3 separate regions of the Homo sapiens genome follow, and regions 2 and 3 are each linked to region 1. A link is a contact called in ENCODE Hi-C data. All regions are on one chromosome and are shown on one strand. Each heading gives the region's core, a stretch centred on a gene start or an enhancer-like site at or near the end of the contact. The rest is flanking DNA. Distances are from core to core; before and after follow the strand shown. Region 1 holds the start of SPRY1 (sprouty RTK signaling antagonist 1). Region 2 holds the start of PGRMC2 (progesterone receptor membrane component 2). Region 3 holds the start of HSPA4L (heat shock protein family A (Hsp70) member 4 like).

Region 1 (5,089 bases), core at 827-3,326:
ATTTGCATTGTTTTTCATTTTTGGAAAAATTTCATACTTCCGTTATCCATTTTTAGTCAAGTTACAATGTAATTAAACTTACCAAGTGAAAAACAATGTATACTTTAAGCTAAAAATTTAGAATTTCTACAAAGTCTTATAGTTGCGGGGAATCAGGAGAGGCAAGTTTCATTCAATGTCTTTTAGAACCAAGGTGACAGAGCTATACGTACATTTATTTGTAATGTAATATTTAGAGAAAAACATATTAATGCATTTTAGTGCTAAATGACATGGAGGGTTATTGATCAACTCTGTACAGCATATTTAATTTCTTAATACAACATGACCCATGGTGATGGTGTTTTAGATAAAAATCTCATGGATTTGATTATTATAATTTAAAAATACTTGATCTAATGAAAATTATTTTAATACATTTCTGGTTGAAATAGAGTGTATTTGCAATAGAAATCTTTCAAATATATTTTGTAGGATTTATGAAGGTAGAATGTTCAGTGCTCCCTCTCCAGGTTTTATCATATTGGTGAACTGACCTCTCAGCTCACAACTGTGGTAATAGTTTTGAAGAACCAAATAAGATACTCTGATAGGATAGTCTATTTTTGATTTGTCTATTCCAAATACATTCACAAGAAACCTATCCATCACTAGTAAAATTTCATTACATCCCCAAATCTAATGAGATCTATGAAAAAAATACAATGAAATCAATTTTATTCTTTTAAATAGCCTATTTTAATACAATTCATAATATTAAGAGTGAATATGTAGCTTTTTGGCTTGATTCTTATTCTATGCTATTTTCTAATGATGCTTTTTTATTGTTATTCATGTTCTTAACAATGCTCTGTGTTCTTCAGAGGCAATTCCAAACACAACTTTAATTTTTGAAAGTGCTCAGACATTTGAAAGTCCTGTGTGTGTGCGTGTGTGTTATGTATGTATATATTTATAGTTTCAACAGAACCACTTGCTATTGTAAATGAGACTAAAAATGTACTTTGAACTAAAAATTTCCATACTTATATGTTTATATGATTTAGATTCTAGAGTTTTGTTATTGTTTGCTTTGTTTTGCCAGACTTTAAGCTACTCCTGATATATAGTACCTGGAAAAATATTTCCTTTCCACTAAGTTTTTGGTCTTTAGGTGGCTTTTAAAAGTTTCTACGGAACCTTCAATTCCACAAAAAGTTATCCTCACTGCAGCATGAAAAGGCACAACTTTGATAATAAATGCCTAAAATCCCATAGTTTGTAAGAAAGTAGAAATCAAGTTTCCTACTTAAAGTGTTTTTTTTCCAGTCATATCAGCTATTACTAAGAATTATAAAACTTCTTGATAAATTTTTTCTATTCTAATTAATTGACTTTTAGCTAATTAAAAAATATACGGGTTTGTATTTTTTGCAAAATTATACAACTATATTACAAAATTGAAAGAATTTGGTTTTTTCTCCATGTGCTTGATTTTTGGGAAATCATATAACAAGCCAAGGTAAAGCAATTATTTAAAAAACCCACAGCAGAAAATTTCACCTTTATTACATATGCTTATATTACATTTGCAGTAAGGAGTGCCACCTTTTGAACTTTAGGTTTCACATATTCTGAACTTTGTTGTAAATAGGAACTGTAATGTTATATAATCATCTTTTTGTGTCAATATACGTTTTCCCTCTAGTTGGTCAGAAGTGATGGCTTGGCATACAACTTTTTTCATTTTCTTTTATTCTTCACAATTCTTTTCTAATTCAACTTAAGAGTAGAGTCCACCAATCCTTTTAATTGAGATCGACAACTGAAGATTGCTAACTAAATCCGAATGTATTCCTCTATGACAAACTGCATTTGCAGAATTTTTAGAGGCACTCCCGAAGTTTTAAGAGGATGTTTATTACACGAGTCTGTAGGGCAACATTTCCAAGTTGGTACACATAAACGAAAGAGGAAACGATAGTTAAGGAAATCCTGTTCCAGGTTTTCGGGCAGCCCGAGTGATTGACACATGATATCACCGGAGGCGTGTCCTGGAGTGGAGGTGGAGGTGGAGGCAAGGAGCTGAAATTCTGCGTAGCCGGAGTGAGACCGCTCTGCAAACCACTGCGTGCTTTGCAGAGTGATTATCAGCACAGTTCCCTGCCCTGGATAAGGAACAGCTACAGTCGCTGTTAAATGTGCCTGAAAAGCAATTTGCAATCTTTGCATTAGGTAAGTACCGTTTCCTTCCGTAGACATTTTAGGAAAGATAAGGTGAGAAATGTTGACTTTTGCAAGGAACTGAACATTTATTTATTTGAACTTGCTTTCCAGCTAAGGTTACTGGTTGCATTTCAAAACACCGGTAGCATTCCCACTGCTAAAACTAATGCTCTTAAAGTAAATGCTACCGCTAAAAGAAAAAGCAGGGTCCCTTTCACCTTTCCTTAACCGAACAGTAGACGTTTAAAGTCTGAAACGATCGAATTTGTGAAACACAGAGCCGTTAATGCCTTTATGCGAAGAGGGGCTAGCACTCGGTGTGTGGACCAAATGCGTGTTTGTTTAGGCATTGTTGGCGACCGAATCCCGAGTGAAGCATTGGTTTAAAACCTGAATTTCCCGTCTCTGTGTATTGATTCCTAACGCGCAGAGGCGTTGCTTGAACGTTGTTTGAACTCCTAGGCATTCCAGGGGGCAAAAGCACCTCGGCAAAAACGTGCAGGACTGCATGTTACTTTGGTTCGCGGCTGACACGCCGACTGTGCGCCGGCCTGTCAATCACCGGGAGCAGCAACAGGGAGCACATGGCAACGGGCTGCGGGCGAGCTGGCCAGCGGCCCGCCCGGGGTCCCAGCCCTTCGAAGAAAGGGACATTCACGAGCTTCTATCTCTAATTCTCTGTCGCAGGCATTTCGGCCGTGGAACCCCAGGCTCGGAGGACTGGGTGTGAGCGCTGCCCGGGAGAGGCTGACCTGCCGGGACCGGAGTGCCCGGGGACGCTGTGCCCCCACTTGCCCAACGTGCGGAATCGGCTAAGCGCGTCGGCCTGCGCGGGGCACAAGGGACGACGCCCGCCTTTCTCTCTCCGAGAAGGATCCCCAAACCTCACTCTCTTCACTCCTCCCCGCTAAAAAAAAAAAAAAAAAGAAAAGGGTAAAAAAATCCCCCTCCCCCTCCCGGCCGCGGCAGCCTCTGCCTGGCAGGCGCGTGCTCCGAGGTTTCGCCGGGGTACTGCGCGGCTCCGTGACCCACCCGCCGACGGCGGTTCGGGCCCCGACCCGGGCGCTGCGGAGTCTCGAACGCCCGTGACGTGGATTTTTCGCTCGTCAGGAAGCCGCCATCCCTTCCTTCGTTCCTTGCGAGGAGCGACTAGAACCCGAGTTCTCTGAGCACACCGTGCCGTCAGCTGGCCCGTCACGCACTCGACTCCGCCACTCCCCTACTTGTTTTTCTGAGACTTGGGAAGCCTTCCTGAAAGGATTTGTAAAAACTGGTTCTTGGAAAGGGGCTGCAGAAGACCTCCCGAGGTGGATGTTACTGAGCCGCCCGGCGAGCACCAGCCGTGACAGGTCCGGGCCCGGCCGCGCGGAGCCGCGGGAGAACTGCCCTCCGCAGCCGGAAGGGGGCCGCGGGGAGCGCTCCTGGCCGGTGGCGGCGGGGGCGGGGGAGGCCGCGAGCCGAGGCGCTCCAACTCCGGCGATGCCGCCTCGCCCTCCCCGCCGCGGTTGATGCGGCACGTGCACGCCGCCGCCCGCACCAGGACCTGGGCCGGGTCGCACGGCTTGGCCCCCGGCCACCGCTTCGGCCTAGGTGAGTGTGTGCGGCGGCCGCCCTCGGCCCGCTGGGCTGTAGGCGCGCGGGCGGGGCTCGCTCGGCGCGGCAGGTGCGGACTCGGCGGCGCTGCTGCCCGAGCCAGGACTCCGGGAGAGGAGGGGAGGGGAGGGACGACCTCGCTCGGCGCGGCCCCTCCCGCCGCTCCCTGCCCCCTGGGGGCCGCGGCTTCTGGGGGCTCAAGGTTGGGTGGCGGGGTGGGCGACGGTCTGCGGCTGCGGAACGTAACAGGACAGGGTCTCCTCCATCCCCGATTACCCGGAGCGGCGGCGCGGTGGCCCAGGTTGTCCTCTCGGAGAGCCCTTCACGCCCAAGGGGGATTTCAGGCGGCTCTGGGGATGTCCCCGGAGGCCCTCTTTGGAGGAGTGTGCCTCAAGCAGGGGGACGACAAAGGCTGTGTGTGTGCGTGTGTGTGTGTAGGCACATCCCCGGAATTCGCCGATTACCCCCTCGATAGAATTAGGCAGCCCCAAAGCCAGCCGCAACTTTCTTCTGGTTTGGAGCACAGTGCAAAGACAGGGGAAGGGAGAGGGCACTGCCACTTTAAAAGTGGGGAAGTCGGCTGGGCGCGGTGGCTCACGCCTGTAATCCCAGCACTTGGGGGGGCCGAGGCGCGCTGATCACCTGAGGTCAGGAGTTCGAGACCAGCCCGACCAACTGATGAAACCCCGTCTTTACTAAAAATGCAAAAATTAGCCGGCCGTGGTGACGCGCGACTGTAGTCACAGCTACTCGAGAGACTGAGGCGGGAGACCCGCTTGAACCCGGGAGGCGGAGGTTGCAGTGAGCCAAGGTCGCGCCACTGCACTCCAGCCTGGGAGACAAAGTGAGACTCCGGCTCAAAAAAAAAAAGTGGGGAAGTCCGCCCTCCTGAGCTCATGGTAACCTCAGCCTCCTCCCCTCCTCCTACCACAGAGAGAGGGAGAAAGAACTTGTTTTCATTCATAACTTTTTCCTTTTCCTTCTTCCGTCAACTATTTATTCAGTGCGGATTGCAGAGGGCGCAGCTCCACCGTGGTAACTTGCAATGTGGCCGCCCCTGCGCTGGCTTCTTTCTCCTCGGCCCTCGGTGAACCCAGCTTTTCCTTTAAAGCATAGACAAATCCTTGCTTAGGGTCAGCCAGACCGTGGGCTTGCTTTGGGCTCCCGCGTGGACGCTGAAGGCTCTTCATGATTTCTCAGAAACCTTGGTGGGCCACCCAAAAAGTGTGTTGGAAATCCACGGTGATCCTTAATATGGTGATGGGATTGTCCGAAAAGGTATTCTACTTCC
Region 2 (5,089 bases), core at 735-3,234, 4.9 Mb after region 1:
ATTAACCATTTCAGTTGATATAAGTAGGCAGACACCTTGTGTTCACATTTATGTAACCAGAAGCAAAAACTCTGTAAGCTATGTATTTACTTGGTTGGATTAAATGTGTATATATACACAGAAGTACAAACAACTAAGAAATAAATTACATAATTCAACACCAAAAATCTCCTATTTCTTATCCCTATTCCAATGAACAAACTACAAACCAAAGCACTTCTAAAATATCTTCCAGCTATCAAGCACTGAAATCAGAAGTATATATTTTTAAGTGTCAATAAATCTTATACACCTACAGATTAAATTAAGGAGAAAACCAGCTTACTTCCAGACTGCCAACCCTATGACTTTAAGGCTTGGAGGTACTCTCTCCAATAACAGGTCACTTTAGGTCTCTAATTTAATTATTTATTCTTATTGTAGTCACCACTTTTTTTTAAAGCTTAGTATTAATCAGTGCACAACCAGGATGCACAATGTTGCTCAACTGTATGATATACCAACAGGTTCCATGAGTCTGGGGTTTATTAACATAATCCAAAATGTATGCTACAACCACACTGTAAAAAAAGGGCGTCTAAATCAACTACCCTACACAAAGTTCCCTGAAAACAAAGTTCTCTCAAAACAAAGTTCTAAAAATCTTTAACTTGCATAACTGGCACATGGGGGTATAAATCTACAACTCTTCTAAGTTTTTTCTCCTTAGTTCTGCTAAGTGAAAACACAAGTCATTATCAACGTGTACTTGAAAAGAGAAAAAAAAAGAAAAAAGAAACCAGAGACACGCCTGCTGGGTATAGGAGCTCCACCCCCAAAACTCAAGGTGAATATCCTTACCAGTCTTTAATAAGCTCTGCATTCTGGTCTGTTCTCATCCCACATACCTTGTTAATCATGGAAAGCAACTCCGAACTAAAACTGGTTTAAAGAGAGTCCGAGGTGTTGCTTATACGTCTGGACTTCAGAGACTGGAGGGTTGGGACTTTACATGCCCCTAAACGTGGCCTTACGGAGTAATACAGCGAGGGAAAAAAGGAGATCAGTGGCAAAAAAAAAAAAAAAGGGGGCAAGGAAAAGAAAACGGTGAATTACAGAGCCCAAAACTTTAGTTTAGGTCCCAACTTCAGAAATCTCCCTTCCCTGGTGCCCCATCCATCCCAGGAATCAGGAGACTCAAAAAAGGTTAAGGGCCAGCGTTGACCTGTGACAACTAAAACGATTTTGAAAAATCCAGCCAAAGAAACAAAAAAAAAAGGCTGCGAGGAGAAATGGGATGGAAGAAAGATGAATGCTGAGAGCTGGTCTCTGGGGCGCCACCGGGGACCCTGGTTTCGGGGGAAGAACTGGAGGTGCCCGTAGCTGCGGGGGGACGGTGTGTGTGTAGGGGCGGGATGGGCCGTCCCAGGTGCGGCGGCCGAGGCGCGGGGGTCCCGGAGACGAGAAGGCTGGGCAAACTAACCCGGTGCCCAGAGGCCTCCCTGTCCGAAGGGGGTTGTGCTTCAGCTGCAGGGGGTCCTTCCCCTCCCCTTCCAACTCCTCACCCGGGCCGTAGAACTTGCTGCCTTTGGTCACGTCGAAGACTTTCCCATTGACCGCGAGCAGGATGCGCGGGTTGCGGGAGCCGTCGTACTGGCGCAGCTGCTCCAAGCTGAAGTCCCGCTTCTTCATGCGAGGCAGAGAGGTGGCGGGGCTCTCCTCGCCCGCCCCGGCCCCGGCCCCCAGACCCCGCCGCCCCCAGCGCACCCACAGCCGGTAGGCCCCCAGCAGCACCAGAGCCACCAGCGCCACGTTCAGCAGCATTTCCCCGCCCCCCGTCAGAAGCGCCAACGCCGCCGCCGCCCAGCCTCCCCCTTCCGCTGCCGCTCCCGCGTCGCCTGGACTCTCGCTGCCGCCGTCGTTGCTGCTCTCGCTGCCACTCCCCAGGGTGCCTAGCTTCACGTCCCCATCACCAGCCGCCATCACTGCCCGCCAGCGCCTTCCTCCTCCTCCCCGCCCCCTGCCCTCCCCAACCCCACGGCCGGCCCCGCCCATCTGGGGGCCTCTCAGCCAATAACGTGAGAAGAGGGGGCGGGGTCAGGCCGGCTCCTGATTGGGTGTTGACGGGGTAACGTTGTCTCGGATCTCCCGCCCCCTCCCTTCTTTCGCTGGCCGCGCACGCGTGCAACGCCCCGCCCACCTCGCCCCACACTTCCCTGCTCTCACTCCAAGCCTCCGCTAGGTTAAGTAGACGAGCCGGGCGGGTCTGAAGAAAAGATGCTACGACGGCCGCGCGGACGCTCATGGGCGGGGCGAGACCACAGCGCGTGCGCGGGCTCCTGAGCGCCACGCGCTCGCCTTTCGTTCGTAACCCCTGCGGGAGGCACGCCCCGCCCAGTCTCCAGGCTCTGCGCGTGCGCCCTGGAATCGCTTCCCTTCCTAGGCCTGCGTTCGCGTCCGCAAACTCCCGCCTCCTTGCGCTCCCCCCGCCCGGGAGCTTCACGTGCGCCTTGGCGGCCGCGGGGGCAGGTCCGGGCTGGACGCCTGGCGGAGGACGCGGGCAGGTGGCTTGTGGGAGGCTGGGGCATAGTTGAGCTGCAAGGCGCAAACCGATGAGGGGCGTCTGCTTTTCACCAGGGCGCCGTCGCTTTTGTCGGGAAACCGGCAGCGTAGGCGCGCAGACCGGGAAGCGGCAAGAAGATTTGGCCACGAGCTGGGGTCTTCCTGGAACGGAGAGAAAGCACGGAACCCGCACCGGGCTTCTCTGGCATCGGCAGTCTACGTGCTCCTCGCGCTGGCACCGAGCAGCCACTCCCCGCTGGGTTTGGCAAAGGCTGCTCTTGTAGAATTTTAAAGGATTTAGAGTCTCATTATTCCTTGAATCATAACTTCTGCGGCCGTAGGGAAGTGGACAGGTTGAGGTGGTCTTTCTATTCGTCATTCACTCTTATTTGCAGGTTCTGTTTCATGTACTTGGACGTCTTTTAGCCTCTCACACCTTGAAATTCTAGTGTGAAAAAGTGACCTCTGAAGTCTCACGCACTCAACTCGTTTGACGAACTCGTTTGACGTGTTCTCTCTTGCCCTTTGTTGTCTGTTGTCTTGAGTCTCATAGAATAGGTTTGAACCTTTCACTGTCGGTTTTGTAGGAGTCACTGAGGATATTGACGAGGCAAGTGACAGGGTCGACACTCTTGTAGAGAGGCTGTATAGCAACCAGGTGTCTGAAGGATTAGAGGCTGGGGAAAGAGTGGGAAAGCAGTTAGTAGGCTAGGGTATTTGTGCGTGAGGTGAGGAGACTCAGAGCTAGGGGAGACATTAGAGCAGGGGTTGGCAAACATTTTTTGTAAAGGGCCCGATCATATTTTAAGTCTCTGCCTTAACTACTCAGCTCTACCTTGTAACGAGAAAGCAGCCATAGACAATACTTGAATGAGTGTAGCTGTCTTCAGTAAAACTATGGACATTGAATTTTTAATATAATTTCAGGTATGAAATATTCTTTTGATTTTTAAGAAAATCATTGAAATATGTAAATTTTTTTTTTTTTAGTTCTGGAGAGGTGCAAAAACAACTTATAAGCCATATTGCTGAGCCCTGCATTAGAGGTACCTGAGGGAGAGCGACACAATTGGTAGTAAATGACCATATACTCTATCCTTCAATATGGAACACTTTTGGAAGTAAAGTAGGGCATTAATAATTATAGCCAGAGACCAGGAGTTATATCAGTTTTATCCCAGGCAAACCTAAAGGAATAGTCACCTTAAGGTTAAGGGTTAGGAGAAGTCAAAATTGCTTTAGGACTTGGTAACAGAAAATGGGAGGTGCCAGTGATGGAAATAGGAAGATAAAGAAGAAACTGGTTTTGAGGAGAAGATAGCTGTAGCAGTCCCAAGAGCTGTATACAGTTGAGACAACATTGATAGGAAGGAAGAAAGCACCCCAGAAGCAGGCCACTCCTTATATCTTATTGACCAGAACTGGGCTATTAGCTGTCCCTAAAGCAGTAACAGACAAGGAGCATGGGACATCCATGATTGCCTAGTGTTTATCTGGCTTTTTTAATTCTTATTCAGGACTGTGTTGAGCATTGCTGGACATTTACCATCTCTGGTTCCTTCCAGCTAAATGTCAGTACCACACCTCAGGCATTGTGACACCGTAAATCAACCGTTTTTCCCTCCCACCCCCCAGAGGTGTGGTACTGGTTGAGAACCAGTAGCTTAGACCCTCAGGATTTACCTTGGGGCTGAATTAGTGTGTGTAGGTTTCTTTTCCAGTTGGTTTGGAGGGAAGAGAGGAATTGGACAGTATTAAAGTTCTGCTGTCAAGGAAGTGGGCTGGGGAATGTTGGGTAGCTAACCAACATTGGCTGCCACGTGAAGTAAAAAAGTTTTCCTTTATATCCTTGATAAAATAGTGTCTCGACTTCTTCACACTTGAAGCCTTCCCAAAACCCCAGCTTTTTTGATTCTCATTGTAAGCCCCTTGAACTGGACTAGTTGGAAGTTCTTATTTTCCACCCTAAGTAACAAGCTCTTGTCCCAATAGGATACTCTTGCTTTGAGTACTGCAATAACTTTCCAATTGGTGACTTGCCGTCAGTCTTTTCCTATTTCATTCCTACACGAAGAGACTAGAACTGTGTTCTGATTTCCTTTGCTCAGACACCAATCTCCAGGGGTGCTCTGTAATTTGAAGAGGACAACTCAGAAAGCACTCAAGGGCCTCCATAAGTCCCTGAGTGGCTTCCCTGCCTTCCCGTTCCCCAGCAAACAATCCCTTGGATACCCTCTATTAAATGATACGTTTCCCCTTACAATACCTAGTCCCTTGCCCCATATATGCTATGTGTATTGCACAGTCTAGGACTTGACTCATGCTGTTTCCTCACGGAGCATGCCCTTCTTATTTCTAACCATACAAATTCCATGACCTATCCATTCTTTCAATTCTACTTCCACCTGAGGCCTCTATCAGCCCACATTAACCTACCTTCTTTGAATTTCTGTGTGTTCCTTACCTGTACCACCCATTTTGGCCTTTTATTTTATGCTCTTCTTGACTATTCTGTTATTGAAACTGTCCTTTAGATCCCAAGATTTCT
Region 3 (5,089 bases), core at 1,618-4,117, 4.4 Mb after region 1:
TCAAACTCCTGACCTCAGGTGATCCGCCCGCCTCGGCCCCCAAAGTGCTGGGATTACAAGCGTGAGCCACCCCGCCCAGCCGGTTTACAGGCTTTTCTTACCAAAACTATCAGAAGGGAACAAAAAAGAGGAAACCCCTTTGGCTTCCTCTATGAGGCGATAATCTTGACGCCAATAAAAAGAGTAAAGAAAGAAAAAGGCCAGTTTCATTTATGAATATAGATGTAAAGATCCTTCATAAAATAATCACAAGCCAAAACAATCAGAACCATCATGGCCTTTCTGGTTTATCCCAGGGATACAAGGATGTTAGAAAACTCTAGTAACGTTATTCATTGTATTAACAAATTAAAGGGCAACAAACAGGTCATTAGATGATGGTTAACATTTGTTAAGTTTCAGTATCCACTTACAGGCGTGTGAGTGGATTTTATGAGAAAAATCTCTTAGCAAAGTAGGAATAGAAGATAATTTTGTTAACTTTCTTACATCATAAACACAAAGGTATTTAATGTTAGGGACAAGACAAGGATGCTTACCACTACTGTTTATTTTCAAAATTTTACTGGAGCACTTAAGCAACATAATCCAGGCAAAACAATAAGAAACAGAAGAAATAGAAATGAAGAAATTCATTATTTCCCAGGCCATATTGTTCTATACACAGAAAATCCAAGAAATTCTGCAAATACTTGAATTTAGAATACAGCAAGGTTGCTGGATACATGACCAATGTACATGAATCAGGATCATTCAGCAGCTAAGCATAGCTAGCATTTATTGACCGTTTGGTGCCAGGGACTGATGCAGTGCTTACATTATTTAATCATAAAAACAGCCCAGTAGGCATATTTGTCCTCATTTTAACAGACTGAACCTGTGGCTTGGAGCATTAAGTAACTTGCCAAACGTTATACAGGTAGTAAGTTAGGCAAGCCTGGTACTACAACCCAAATCTGTGTGACCCCAAAGCCCGTCATGGTTTTAACCACTGGGTACTCTCACGTCCTGCCAGTAATTGTAAGGAACGTGATGATAACACCACTTTGCTCCTGGCCTCAACTTCCTTTTTACTTTGATATTTTAAGTGGTATTTTTAATAGGAAAAAAAAAAAACATTCTTACACCCTCAAGTTGTATAGACAACATGGATAAACTAATGGAATTAAGATAAATTAATTGTACTAGGAGAATTTCAGGATATTCTGGAATAAATCTAGATAGTGATGGCCGATGTCAGAAGAGGTGTGTGAGGAGAACTGGTGGAAGTCACAGGCGCCCAGCAGGACCAGGGCCCAGGGTTCAGTCGCAGGGCAACGCCCAATCCCTGTTCTGCTCACGAGCTGCCCGCTGGGACGCCGAGTTCTGCGGTGTCTCAGAGCGCAGCTTCACCCAGGGGCTCCACGTCTCCTGAGTGCTCATGAAGGGAAGAGAGGCCTGATTGATTTCTTCAATGTAGAGACCAGAGCCCAAGCAATACTGTACAATCCAGTTGCCTCAGTATTGCCCTTGAAAATGGATTTCACGTTCATTCTAACAGCAGCAGGAACTATAGCCACCCTTGCTGCTGCTGCTGCTGTAGCAACATTATTAATAGTAAAAAATCTAAGTTATTTAAAGAAGTGGACAACTAGGGATAATCAGAATACTAAAGAATCTAGTAAACAAAACAAACAAACAAAAAAACACGCCTGTTTTCAAGATGGATACCAAAATGGAACAGGAAAACACACAAAGAATTGGATGAGAAGGAACAGAGACTAGATGAAGAGGACGGGGAGGAACAGGGAACAGACCAAGGACTGGCAGAGAAGGAACAGGGCACACACGTAAAAGTGAACGAAAAGCAACAAGACAGCCAAATTTCTTAAGTGTAACATAAAACTTGGTTAATTACAGACAGGCAACACATGCCGATCAAACCAAGAGGGAGGGCGCTGGACCACACTGGGCTCTTTTTTGAGGACCACAGGGCAGCGGCTGGAGGCTAAAGCACAGACTTGGCTGGTGTGAGTGGCACACTTAATTAAGGTCACTTTCCTGTAAAACTGGTTTCCAGAGACAAGGGTCAGCGGCGGGGCCAGCATCTTTTAGAAAGGTGTGAGGAAAGGTACGTGGAGGGAAAGTTGTCAGTGTGATCTTATTTCTTGACAGAAGTTTGACTTTTGATATTTCAAATCCTGCTGATGAAAAAAGAAAAAAACCTAACATGTGCTCATCCCGCTTTCGCACAAGAGTCTGTCCCGGGCTCGGCAGCTCCCCCGGGGCTGGACAGGGCGGAGCGGCGGACGTCGGACAATGCGCGCCACCTCACAGAGCCGGGCGCGGCGGGCCTCCAGCCACAAGGGGAGGGCGCCGGGCTGCACATGGGCCCCTCGGGGAGGCGAGGCCTGCGGGCGAGCCCTTCTGAGGGCAGGGGGTGAGGGGGCGGCGCCCGCCAGCCAGGACAGCATCCTGCCGCCGTGACAAGCACGCCTCCGGTTGCCAAAACAACCCAAAAATGTGCCTCAAAACACGTTCGCAAAGCCCCGGGCCGGCCGGTCGCCTGCCTCTCACCTAGCCCGACCGCCCGACGTCCTACTGCCGAGCGAGGGCGAGCAAGCCAATGTGCCTAGCCTCCTTTCCCCGATCCTCCCCGCCCCGCCTTCCCGCTTCTCCCGCCCCCGGATAGCTCAGCAGCCTCCATTTTCCAGATCTTTCTCGAACCCGCAGCTTCTTGGGCAGCCGTTGCCCGAGTGCTGACGGAAGCGGCCGAAGTCCGGGCCCGGAGCTGGCTCGGGCGCGGAGCGGAGGCTCGCGCGCCTCCCGGGCAGCCGAGCGCGCAGGCGCAGGTCCCAGTAACCGCCGGTTGGAGGCGGCCGAACCGCAGTAGGGAAAGACCCAGGCTGCGGGACGCGGTGCAGGCTGCGGCGCTGACGGCCTCTGCTCCTTCCGCGGGTTTCCGACTCCCTGCCCTAGATTTTCTGCTTAGCGACTTGGGGTCCCCTCTCGTTTGCTTCTGGTAGGAGTCGCAATCCCAGCAGCAATAGCCCAGAAGAGGACACGGTTCCCGTACCGAAGGGTTCAGTACCAGCAGCCCGACCATCACGCGGCGGGATGTCTGTGGTTGGCATTGACCTCGGCTTTCTCAACTGCTACATTGCTGTCGCGAGAAGTGGCGGCATCGAGACCATCGCCAATGAGTACAGCGACAGGTGTACCCCGTAAGTGCCTCTGCTGAGCATCACCTCGACCCTAAGAAACGTTTTTCTCTCCCGTCCTTAACGTTTGTCCTGTCTGCTCGCTTCCTCGGATTTTCCCCTAACGTGCGCCGAACCCCGAGATGACAGGTGCAACCCGTCAACCGCAGTCCCTAGAGACCGCCGGGTGGCAGTCGGACTTCCTCGCCCCGCAAAGCTTCTTTTCCTTCAAGGACGAGGGACCGCACTAGTTTGCGCAGCTCTCTTTTCTGTACCTACGCACGTCCCCTGCCTCGTGCCGCTGTCCCCCAACGCCTCTTTTGCTTGCGAGGAAGAGGTTGCTGTGGGACAGCCCCTGGCGTCCGGAATATTGAGAAAGATCTCCGGTTGCCTCTAACGAGGTTTACGTGGGATTATCGGCCCCGCGCCAGCTGCCCTCCTTCCTTTCCCCGTCCCTCTGGGTGACAGCTTTTTCTCAGAAAAGTAAAAAGTCAGCTTCGGCTGCACACGTCAGAGATGAATTGCAGGTTCATCTGGCCCCGAAAGCCTTTTTTTTTTTTTTAAGGGCGGGGAGTGAGGCATGTGGGGTTTTACAAAACCCAGTGCCCTTGAGAACTGCAGGTAATGGAGCCGGTTTACAGGGCCAGGTCAATGGTGCATTGATAGGGAGAGCCTCGGGATGGGAGTCACTGGCCTTGTGCATTGGTAACTACGTCAGTTGCTGGAATGCGGCGGGGTTGGGTCGGACCAAAAGCGTGTTTCTGCAGAGTGAATTGCCGGAGTCGGGGGCAGCTGTCCCGTATAAACATGACTGTGGAGTGATTCTATTATGAACGCTTAATGAAAGGCTTAGGAGGAGCGGCGTTATGTCATGGAAACATGTTTCCACATGTTCCGTTGTTTCTCTGGCCTGGGAAGTTTGTTGGCAAGGAATATAATGAAGTAATTCTGAAATATGAAAAACTAGTTGCTGCTTATAGGCTGCTGTTACTGGTAATTTTATGAGGAAACCAACTGTATGAAACCTATATTACTTTTTATGGAAAGGTAATTTGGCATCTTAATTTGACCGTTCTGAATGGTCCAAAATATAATACCTTAACTATACTAAAACAAGGTCAGTGTCCAATGGTCTTTAAATGCCTCATTTACTATTCTATGGAAAGCTTTAAAATATGGCAAAAAGATGTTGAAGAGTAGCTCACTTGAAGCAGTCTGTGCTTTGATTTCTTTCCAAGAAGATTCTAGAAGGTTTTATACCTTTTTTCGTAGATGTACACGTTTCTTCTATTGAAATTTTAAACGTTTTGGACGTTTATATTTTCAATACATGGGCATAGATAAGGTAATCCTCAATAATGTTTGAACTCTTCTACTTTTTACATCTTTTTCTGGCTTTTATGCACAGTGAGAGGCCGAAACAGTAACTGTGAAGTCGATGAATTCGTCTCTACAAGGTTTTATATTAAGCCACAACAAATACTGGCTTTCGCCAGAAACAGACCGGAAATTCCACTCTCCACCTTCAGCAGAGTAGGGGTTAAAAATGGGAGCAATCTTTGGCTTCATTGACTCTCAACCTATAGAGAAAAAACTGAGAGGTAGGGTGGACATTCTTTTAGTCCTTAAAGCCATATCCTAAAAGATCAGAAACCAGAACAGTAAGAAAGATCGATCTGCATTTCCAGGCTGAGAAATCTCTTTAGCAGTGAGTGAACCTGTGATTCTTTAAAGATCCTGGCCGGCCAGACTTAGTTCTTTAAAAAGTGGGCTTCTAGAGTCTTCTAAAAGTCTCTTTGTTATTGTACTTAGGCATATTCGCTGGTTCTGTGTGGTTGAGAAGTAATGTGATATTTCTGATTTGTGTGCTAGAAAGCCAATAGTAATATCTAGATTTAATGAGCCTAATC

What was found. Hi-C counts contacts between places; a loop is a spot of excess contacts on that map. Pooled maps may share reads with other maps.
Region 2: a loop to region 1 is called in a map of CD8-positive, alpha-beta T cell, with 11 times the contacts of the local background. The contact joins the promoter of PGRMC2 here to the promoter of SPRY1 in region 1. A Hi-C loop is called at or near these places in 2 of 168 maps with a recorded cell type or tissue (CD8-positive, alpha-beta T cell and naive thymus-derived CD4-positive, alpha-beta T cell) and 8 of 50 pooled maps.
Region 3: a map with no recorded cell type shows a loop between it and region 1 (16-fold over the local background). The contact joins the promoter of HSPA4L here to the promoter of SPRY1 in region 1. A Hi-C loop is called at or near these places in 2 of 37 single-sample maps with no recorded cell type and 5 of 50 pooled maps.

The regions. Positions count from the first base shown.
Region 1 is chr4:123,394,719-123,399,807 of GRCh38, forward strand. SPRY1 (sprouty RTK signaling antagonist 1) reads left to right here and starts at 2,077. Exons shown (of 3, transcript NM_001258038.2): 1 at 2,077-2,214; 2 at 2,893-3,138. RefSeq lists a silencer at 3,512-4,061.
Region 2 is chr4:128,285,829-128,290,917 of GRCh38, forward strand. It overlaps PGRMC2 (progesterone receptor membrane component 2), which reads right to left and starts at 1,985. Exons shown (of 3, transcript NM_006320.6): 1 at 1,545-1,985. The coding sequence starts at 1,962. RefSeq lists silencers at 1,625-1,684, 1,865-1,914, 1,925-2,104, 2,425-2,614, 2,986-3,280.
Region 3 is chr4:127,779,455-127,784,543 of GRCh38, forward strand. HSPA4L (heat shock protein family A (Hsp70) member 4 like) reads left to right here and starts at 2,868. Exons shown (of 19, transcript NM_014278.4): 1 at 2,868-3,203. The coding sequence starts at 3,097. RefSeq lists silencers at 2,229-2,398, 2,679-2,748 and enhancers at 2,889-3,038, 2,938-3,930, 3,539-3,618, 5,030-5,089.